Regions from separate parts of the Homo sapiens genome. Here region 2 is linked to region 1. Evidence: read pairs that join two places in POLR2A ChIA-PET (ENCODE). Cell type or tissue: PC-9. All regions are shown on one strand.

Evidence for each region. ChIA-PET counts read pairs that join two places held together with the same protein. Peaks named below come from ENCODE experiments on the same cell type or tissue, not always from the same donor. Only the 100,000 strongest peaks of a DNase experiment are listed, where the experiment ranks them.
Region 2: POLR2A ChIA-PET joins it to region 1 with 6 read pairs; 1 of 35 experiments calls an interaction of 5 or more read pairs at or near these places.

Annotation. Positions count from the first base shown.
Region 1 is chr12:91,411,665-91,416,664 of GRCh38, forward strand. The region is part of intron 2 of LOC105369896 (a long non-coding RNA gene); the gene reads right to left. Among named protein-coding and RNA genes, the nearest start is that of LINC02823, 87 kb to the left of the region's middle. In PC-9, no CTCF peak of the experiment used is centred here; a DNase peak (open chromatin) is centred at 2,047; H3K27ac peaks cover 994 bases.
Region 2 is chr12:92,053,265-92,058,264 of GRCh38, forward strand. The region is part of intron 1 of LINC01619 (long intergenic non-protein coding RNA 1619); the gene reads right to left. Among named protein-coding and RNA genes, the nearest start is that of LINC01619, 87 kb to the right of the region's middle. In PC-9, no CTCF peak of the experiment used is centred here; a DNase peak (open chromatin) is centred at 2,807; H3K4me3 peaks cover 490 bases; H3K27ac peaks cover 929 bases.

The sequences.
Region 1 (5,000 bases):
AAACAAAAGATCTCCTATCAGGACAATAGATTGCTCACCTAGCAAATAGCTCACTTATCAAACATTTTACTTACCAGAACTACTTGAAGACCCTTGCCTCACTGTGTCTACCAACTGTATGCCACAAACCTTGTCCAATACCCATCAATTTTCTATCCTGAAAGACCTACCTTAAATCAATTATAACCAGATCTCAAACCTGATAGATATTTGGATCTGACCTTCTCCTTCAAAGACAGAACTAACCATACAGGTAATGTTGTCCTGTACTGTACTGCAGTAGGTCTGATAAACGAAACTTTGCCTGGTTGATATATTTTTTGTGTGTTTTTTTGGAAGGGGGAGGATGGTGGTAGAGTTGATGAGATAGCCACAGCACTCGTCCATCACTCTTTCACTGCTACCCATACCATTCCTATGCCACTTCAGTTCCATCATACCTAACTGCTTCCAAGAGAAAAGACACATTATAGTTAACAAGAGTACATTTCTCCTGTATGCAGTTTTTCTCATTTTTCTGAATAAGATTCATTTGAGCAAGTAGATGCTTATAGTACAGACTTTGTTAATTCCACACTAACATGAAGGTTCTGAGATATGAACAAGATGCTAGCAGTTACAGTATCTAAACTATATGACCTTGGGCATGTTTCCCAATCGTTCAAGGTCTCAGCTACCTCATCTGTAAAAAAATGATGATAAAAATGACAATGATAATTGCTAATACATATTTGAACTTAGTACATCTGACGTGAGAACTGAAACCAACATACTTTTCTGTTTTTGTGTTAAAAGATTCTGGGGACCTGGTAAGAAATACATAAACATGGGGCAGAAAATAATTGTCCCTGGAAGATAAATGAACTAAAATAACTTGTTTTATAAGACCAACTACTTACTTATTCATTAATACTTGTACCAATGTCCTTGCCTTACTGTGTCTACCAATCCATAACTCTCAAGTCATCAGCTGCCCAATCCTAATTAGTCTCCTGCTTTTTAAGATTCCTAATAGAACCATCAGCCAAAACTATATATATGTGTGTGCATATTATATATTTTTTTCTGAGATTTCCCATTTTTTTCCTGACATATTTTTTTCTGACATTTTCTATATATTTTCTATATAGAAAATTTTCTATATATTTTCTATATAGAAAATTTTCTATATATTTTTCTGTCATTTTCTATATATTTTTTTTTCTGACATTTCCCATTCTGAGATTCTCCTATCCTACTAGAATGGTATTGACCTTGACCACAGTATGTTTAATAAGTTAGGTTCTGCTAGCTCAGCTGGTTTCTAGCGGTTCCATTTGGGGTTTGGCAGATGGCACAGGCCTTATCCTTAGTACCTTATATGCATTAATTTCTTTAATTCTTAAAATAGCCCTATGAGGCAAGTAATATTATTATCCCCATTTTACAAAAGAGGAAGCTAAGATCCCTGGAGCTTAAAAAGCATATTAGTGCTTTTGTCAAAATTAAATATAAGAAGACATACACATACAAAAAGCCCAGCAAAGGTATCTAGCACAAAGTAAGGTTTATGAAATCTGATTACTATTTTTCTGTTATATTGATAATAGAGGAAAACAATAATTACCTTGCCAAAGAGATCTCCACCGTGAATACTTCAGTGCTATGAGAATTGTATGTATTTTTAAAATCCTCAAAATGTTTGATCATAGAGATCTTAGAAGTTGGGAAATTTTCAGCAAATGTTTGTTTCTCACTTGTGCACAAAATAGCATATATTTATAATGGTCTATGTTTATTTTCTAATAAAGCGTTTTACAAAAATCACTAAGTGTATATATTATTTAAATTTTCTTTTAATCCTTGATCTAAAGTGAGACTATGACATTCAGAGAAGTTTTCTGTTATTTCCAGAGCTGCAAATCTAAGTTCTCAGCCACGTATCACCTCCGTCAGGAGTCAGCAATGGTTTTCTGTAAAGAGCCAGGTAGTAAATATTTTAGGCTTTACTCACCATGTGGTTTCTATTACAACTATTCCACTTTGCTACTGTAGCACAAGAGCAGCTGTGAGTGATATGTAGGGGTGTGGCTGTATTTCATAAAACTTTATTTCCAAACACAGTTGGCAGGCTGTTTCTAGTCTGTGAGCTGTAGTTTGCTGAGGGCTCTTCTAGATGTGACTTTGAGAGCTTCCATGGGGTCATGTGTTTTTTATCCTCTTTGATTTCCTGCTAAGGTCTGACAGCCCTGAGATGCTCATTCATAGATACAGCATTGCATCAACATTTAGATACGCTATCACTAACTTTTCTCGGTAGTCATGACATTTAATATTGTACTTGGGTGACTTCTGTGACAAAATAAAGATATTGTGAGTAAACTCTAGCTGGAAAACAACAACTACTTTACTGTGAGGATCTGAGAATCTAATAATACAATGCTGATGTCACCTGGGGCTCTTCTTCAGAGAAGGCAGTCACTCTACGAGCTTAGACAACAATTTCCCTGAGGATAAAAGAACTGTTTTGTCAAATTCAGCACCCAGTGTGGTTTCATTATTTTAGAATATAAAACTGTTTGGTGATTAACTTTGTTTACACTTGGCAAGTATTGCTTCCTTTTCTGAGGGGGCAAAAGACAAAAAAGCTCATAAAAATTTTAAAAAGCTTTTGACTTCAAATAGTTCTTACAAAACTGCACTTGGATGAGTTAAGTGTGGAGGAATCAAAACCATATGGATTATACTTCTTTTAAAATAAACACTGATTTAAAAATTGAGGGAAAATTCTTAAACATAGACTTTCGTCTTCACAGACTCCAAACAGTCAAAAAGCAACTTTAAGAAATTTGATCAACCCAAAGCACAGCTGGGTTTACCCATTCTTAATTATAGTGTTTTCATTGTATATCATGTAAAAATAAACAGCCTCAGGAGTGGGCTACATTCAGCTATTTTAAAAGAGTGTGGGGGCTTTCATTTAGCTCTACTGCAACTTTTGTCCAAGCCCTGGATTTGAGGTAAATTACATATGGCATTTGAAATGCTAAAATGTTAAGCACTGTCACTCATCATATTTTATTTTTTAATTGTCCAGTCATTGACCCCAGAATTAACAAAATGTTGAGAATTGCCTATTTGAAATTATCCTAAGGTGACTTATCCTGACTAGATTTTCATCTAAATGCTTAGTCATCAAAAAATGTGAACCTGGTACCCTTATTTAGTGAAATAACATTTCTGCATGGGGTTAATGCTCATCACATGCAAACAAAATCAAGTTTTCTTAACCACAGTCTTACTTCAAATGAAATCAATTTAGCTATTTATTCATTCCCTACCAGGGTTCAGGAACTTTGCTAGGCACTGAAAGTTCAAAAACAAAAAGATATCTGGTCTCTTACAGGAACTCAAGAAACAAAAGGTGAAATGTAGTTAGGCAAACTATTGCAATACAATGCAGCATTTGCTATAACACATGTAAATCATGGAAGAGAAGACCTGTTTCCTGGAGGACAGGGTGAAGGCTTCTTAGACAAAGGGAAATTTGAATTGGGTCAGTAAGGGTTTCCCTAATGAAAAAGGTAAGCAAGGCATTCTGTGTAAAGAGAATTGGCAAGAATCTAGAGTGTCTTTGTGTGACATAGAGTATAAGGTGGAAGGAGGAATGGCCAGAGATGAATCTAGAAAGTCAGGCCACAGTCACATAGAGAAGGACTTTGTAGGTTACACTATGGAGTCTGGAGTTTATGGTCACTATCAGATACAGTGAGAAAGACAAATTTCATAGCTGTTTGGAGAATAAGTTTTAGGACTGTGTGTGTTTATGTGTGTGTGTGTGTGTAAGAATGGAGGAAGGGTGGAATGCAAAAATAAAATAGGGAATCTTGTTAATATTCTCCAAAAATGCATACTGCAAAATGTAACATAGTTACACAAAAATGTAAAATAAATGCACAAAAAGTCACAAGCCAGTTTTGGCAAGTGCAATTGCTATAGTGACTTGAGGATAGCCTCTACAAAGACAGGAACCAAGGCTGACTTACTGACTGCTTTGTCCAAGCCCTTAGCATAGCACATGGAACATAAGTTGGTAAGCAGCAAGAATTTGTCGAGTGAATGAAAGACAAGTGTGAAGGTCATATTGTATTGATATGAGCCAATGTAATAAGTCATTAATGAACCTCAGAAGATGGAAGATTCACAGGGGTGATACCTGGGAAAACATATCTGAAAGGCAGCTTCAGATTTTTCAATCCATTTACATCAATCTGGAGGGGAGGAGAAAGAGGTAGTCTGTCTCCTCAAGGCTGGATCAATAGCTGTTGGGGCAGCCTCTTAATCATGTTACCTCCTATGTGCTGCTCACTCAGTTTCTATTCGTTCCCCACTGGTGCTGTGTTCAGACTTCCAAAACTGCCCTCCTAGTTAAAGGGAGCAGCACTGACCTAGGAAAGAAGAGATATTCTGTCTTGTGAACCATTAGTCTCTTTCTTCCACCCCTTCCCTTAAGTGACACACTCACCCTTTACATTAAGGATCTAAAAGCAGCATAGGACAGAAGAGGGAACACAACCATTATTGACTTTGACCCATTTTAGTTATATGAGGTTAGCTGAGCCTCAGTTTTCTACTTAGTAAAATGGGCACAAAAATAATGACTAGTATGAAAAGATTTAATTCGATGAGATCACGATTCTGAGTAAGCACTCACTCTCTTAACGAGATCTCTCCTTTCCCATTCCATAGGCTGCCATGTGCCAGCTCTTGTCTTCCTTTCATAAGGGAAGGGATATATCTTCAGGTATAGGCAATTAAATGGAAACTCATGCTCAGCTTTTCACCATTAGAGAACTTTGTTTGTAATTGTGAAATCAATTTATTAGTTTTTTTGTTGAAGAATAATTGCATGAAAAGTCACCTACCACTTCCAAAAGTGAATAACAATGTTCAAGAAGACTGCAATGTAAAGCTTTAATTAAGGCAGAAAGGTGCTTTAATTCTGCAAGGGCACAAGCCAT
Region 2 (5,000 bases), 640 kb after region 1:
AGTCCTCTTAAATGCCAAATCAAATGGCCATTTTCAGCCCTTGCATTACTGTACCCCACTGTTGTATCAGATGGTGTCTCTTCTTCCTCCTATCTTGACCCCTTACCATTTCTTCTTCCTATTTGTACCTCTCTGACTATTCCCTCTCTGTTCTCTTCTTAAGGCAACAACCTTGACTTCGTCATACAATTTTCATGATTCCCCTTTCAGTCCTCTACCATTTATTCATTGTCCTATGGCTCGGGTCACTTTGAATCCATGGTTCATGGCCCTTCTGTCTTTACTCTCTCTTCCTACCTGATTTCATCCTCTCTTAGGACTTCAAATGTCCCCTAAAATCAGATTTTTTAAAAAGCTCTACCTCCAGTCTAGAACTCTTGCCCAAATCTGTATATACTCAGATATCCCATAATCACTTCAAACTCAGCATGTCCAACTCCGTAAAGTCTGAGTTAGTACCCCCATTTTATAATAAGAAAACTGAGACTTAGCAGTTAGACATTTCACCTAAGAGCACTTAACTGGGGAATGGTAAAGCTGGAATTTAAATACAATTCTCCCAGTCACCAAAGCCCATTTTGTTCCACCATGTTACCATGTCTTTGTGTTACAAGAGTAGAAAGTTGACAATAGCCAAAATATCTTTCTAGAGAGTAGTTACATGTATGATGAAATGCCAAAAGATGAAATTTTACACTGCTAATAGAAAGGATAATTTTGATGTATGTTTAATAGGAAAAATGCTCATGACATATATTGAAATTTTTTAAGTGAGACATAAAACTATGTATATTAAAATCCTAATCTGGTTCTTATGATTAGAATAAAGTCTGGAAAGAAAACAAAAAACACTTAATGTTATCATTATGTGATATCATAATTATAGTTTAAATAATTGCCTTTTTCCCTCTACCAGCTCATTTCTGCTCTCTACTAATGCCCCCAATTTCCTTTTAGAGAATCACTTCTTCCTCACTTATGGATCTTGATGATAATAATTGAGGTTCTTTGCTCCCCGTAAGGGAAGTTGAAAAGGATCTCTGGCAGTTCCTTAGCCAGATCTTTTTGCTTATTAGTGCAGTATAAGCCAAAGAGCTTGCTGCATCCTAACATGAGCTAATAAGACTTTTTAGCTGAGCTACACTGGGACACACACACAAAAATGATATATTTCATTCAATTCTATTGCACCTGAACTAGGCAGTCAAGTTTTTACTACATTGATGCCTAGAGCTGCCCTTCTTTTTGTCCTATTTCTAAACTGACTCTCCGGTCTCCTGCTCGTTCTGGATGGGAAACACTCTTACATCCTTTTAATATATTTTCTTTTTTGAGCTGGACACAGTGGCTCATGTCTGTAATCCTAACACTTTGGGAGGCTGAGGTGGGAGAATTGCTTGAGGCCAGGAGTTTGAGAACAGCCTGGTCAACATAGCGAGACTCCATCTCTACGAAAAAGATTTTTTTTTTTTAAATTAGCCGGGTGTGGTGGTACACACCTGTAGTCAGTCCTAGCTATTCATGAGGCAGAGATGGGAGGATAGCTTGTGACCAGGAGTTAAAGGTTATAGGGAGCTGTGACTGTGCCACTGCACTGGGTGACAGAGCAAGACCATTTATCTAAAAAGTAAATACATGAATTTTCTTTTTTGACTAAATTAGCTCTTAATTGGTTTCTGTTACTTATAGCCAAAGAACTCTGACTGATAGATGTCTTTATTTTCTATCTTTCTACATTAAACGTGTTTTGTCTTTATATTCAAAATAAATAAGGAAATGAAAAATTAAAGATCCAGTCCTAAAATAGTAAAATATATGGTCAGAAATGCATGTGACTATAAGAAACCTGGATTAGATGTGTAGCTTAATCTCTACTAATCCATGACTGTTTCTGGTAAGTCACCCCACTCTGTGTTGTCATTCCATACTAACAGCAGATCAATGGCATTACCTTCATATACAGACAGGAAATATTTTGATCTGTGTTTCTAATAAGTTTGTGGCCAACAAGACCCTATCAAAGCAAGGCGTGGCTTATACTGGAAAATAAATGCATTCATTTGGTCAAGTGATCCATTTGTTGAATGCTTTCTTCACTCCATTCAGTGGGTATACAAAAATAAATGGTACCCAGTTTCTGTTCCTGAGAAATTCCTCACCATATTTTGAAGCAAATGCACAGCAGATAAATTGCAAAAAGATGTGGTAAGTGCTATTACAGAGATATGAACATAAAGCAGAAAGGAAAGAACCGTCAGTTTAAAGATTCTAAATACAAGAAAGAAAATAACAAAAGCCTCAGCATTAACTGTTTTAACTAAAAAGTATGTTATAGCCAACAGTGAATATATGCTTATTTGCAAAAAGGAAGATCAAGCTGATGAGAAAGCATGCGAAGTTTGCTATTATCCTTTCAGTGGCAAAAGCATATTAAAGGCTATGATTTTCATTTCTTTTAAAAAGTGCATCTAATAAGTTAAAGATAAAACTTTAATTTTTAGTATTAAATCCCTTTAAAACATTGTAATGACCTTGCCATCAACCTATTTTAATAAAAGAAATTCACCATCAGCATCCCCTCCTACTCAACTTATTTAGTATTTATTTATTTCCAAAATCCAATCCCCATTTTCTCAGTACCCAGAGTACTGAAGTAATGAAGTCCCACTGAAGGACCCACCTAGATTCTGTCTCTTCACCAAGTGTAGGGTAAAATGGGTGGAGTTCTCCTAAACGTATCTTTACATCATTCTACGCCTATTATGGGTTTCTTTCTCACAAGACATGATCTGATACCTGCCTACACCAGAATATTGACAGAGGCGGTGACTCACTCTGCCACCACTTCCAGGTAACATGTTTACATTTAGACTGAAGCCTTCTACAGAAAATATCTTAACTGAAAGAAAGAATAATGACCCTGTTCGTGGAAGTTTTGAATATGATAGACCAAAAACAAAATAAAACATCAAAAAATCTAGACCCAGAGAGTCTAACTCAGTAATTCTGATGAGAGGTCTTAGAAAAATAAATCCATCTGTATAAAAATTTTTAATATTCTCCTTTCTTAGAAGATACTAATATTGGGAAAGAAGTTTGGATATTTAAGGAATGATTAAATAAATAAACATTTCATCTTACCCCGAAATAGCCAAATAAGCTCCAAGCAAAAATCTAGCCCAGGAACATACACACAGAGATGCTTCCGGGACAGGCCACATGTGAAGCTGTTTATGTCTTATGACCTCTACTTTCCCTGTCTCTGCCCTTCCAGGGTCAACTCCAATCCTCACAGGAGCAATTTAGAAATAATGACAGAGGATGAACTTTTTTTTTTCTGAACTAGTTTTTTTTGTTGTTGTTTATTTCTTAAAAAAAAAAGGGATACATGTGCAGAACTTGCAAGTTTGTTACACAGGTATACATGTGCCATAGTGGTTTGCTGCACCTATTGACCCGTCCTCTAAGTTCCCGCCCCTCATCCTTCATCCCTCAACAGACCCTGGTGTGTGTTGTTCCTTTCTCTGTGTCCATGTGTTCTCATCATTCAGCTCCCACTTATGAGTGAGAACATGCAGTATTTGGTTTTCTGTTCCTGTGTTGGTTTGCTGAGGTTGACGGCTTCCAGCTTCATCCATGTCCTGCAAAGAACATGATCTCATTCCTTTTTATGGCTGCATAGTATTCCATGGTGTACATGAACCACATTTTCTTTATCCAGTCTGTCATTGATGGGCATTTTGGTGGGTTCCATGTCTTTGCTATTTTAAATAGTGCTGCAATAAACATATGTGTGCATGTGTCTTTACAGTAGAATGATTTATATTCTTTTGGGTATAAACCCAGTAATGGGATTGCTGGGTCAAATGGTATTTCTGGTTCTAGATCCTTGAGAAATCGCCATACTGTCTTCCACAATGGTTGAATTAATTTACATTCCCACAAACAGTGTAAAGTGTTCCTATTTCTCCACAGCCTTGCCAACATCTATTGTTTCCTGACTTCTTAAAAATCACCATTCTAACTTGCAATCAGATGGTGTCTCATTGTGGTTTTGATTTGGATTTCAAAATGATCAGTGATGTCGAGCTTTTTCTCATATGTTTGTTGGCCGTGTAAATGTCTTCTTATGAGAAGTGTCTGTTAATATCCTTTGCCCACTTTTACATGGGGTGGCTGGCCATATTACCTGAAGTAATTTATAGATTCAATGCTATTCTCATCAAACTACCACTGACATTCTTCACAGAATTAGAAAAAAACTATTTTAAATTTCATATGGAATTAGAGAAGATCCCACATAGCCAAGACAATCCTAAGCAAAAAAACAAAGCTGGAGGCATCATGCTACCTTACTTCAAACTATACTACAAGGCTACAGTAACCAAAACAGCATGGTACTGGTACCAAAACAGACATATAGACCAATGGAGCAGAACAGAGACCTCAGAAATAACACCAAACATCTGCAACCATCTGATCTTCAACAAACCTGACAAAAACAAGCAATGGGGAAATGGTCTCCTATTCAGTAAATAGTGCTGGGAAAACTGGCTAGTCACATGCAAAAAATTGAAACTGGACCCCTTCCTTATACCTTACACAAAAATTAATTCAAGATGGATTAAAGATTGGATGTAAAACCCAAAACTATAAAAACTCTAGAAGAAAACCTAGGCAATACCATTCAGGACATAGGCATGGGCAAAGACTTCATGACAAGAACGCCAAAAGCAATTGCAACGAAAGCCAAAACTGAAAAACGGGATCTAATTAAACTAAAGAGCTTCTGCACAGCAAAAGAAATTATCATCAGAGTGAACGGGCAACCTACAGAATGGGAGGAAATTTTTGCAATCTATCCATCTGACAAAGGGCTAATATCCAGAATTTATAAGGAACTTAAACATATTTACAAGAGGATGAGCTTTGGAATCAAACAGACCTGCGTTAATAAGTAGACTCTGACACTTATTAATAATATGATCTTGAGCAAGTTA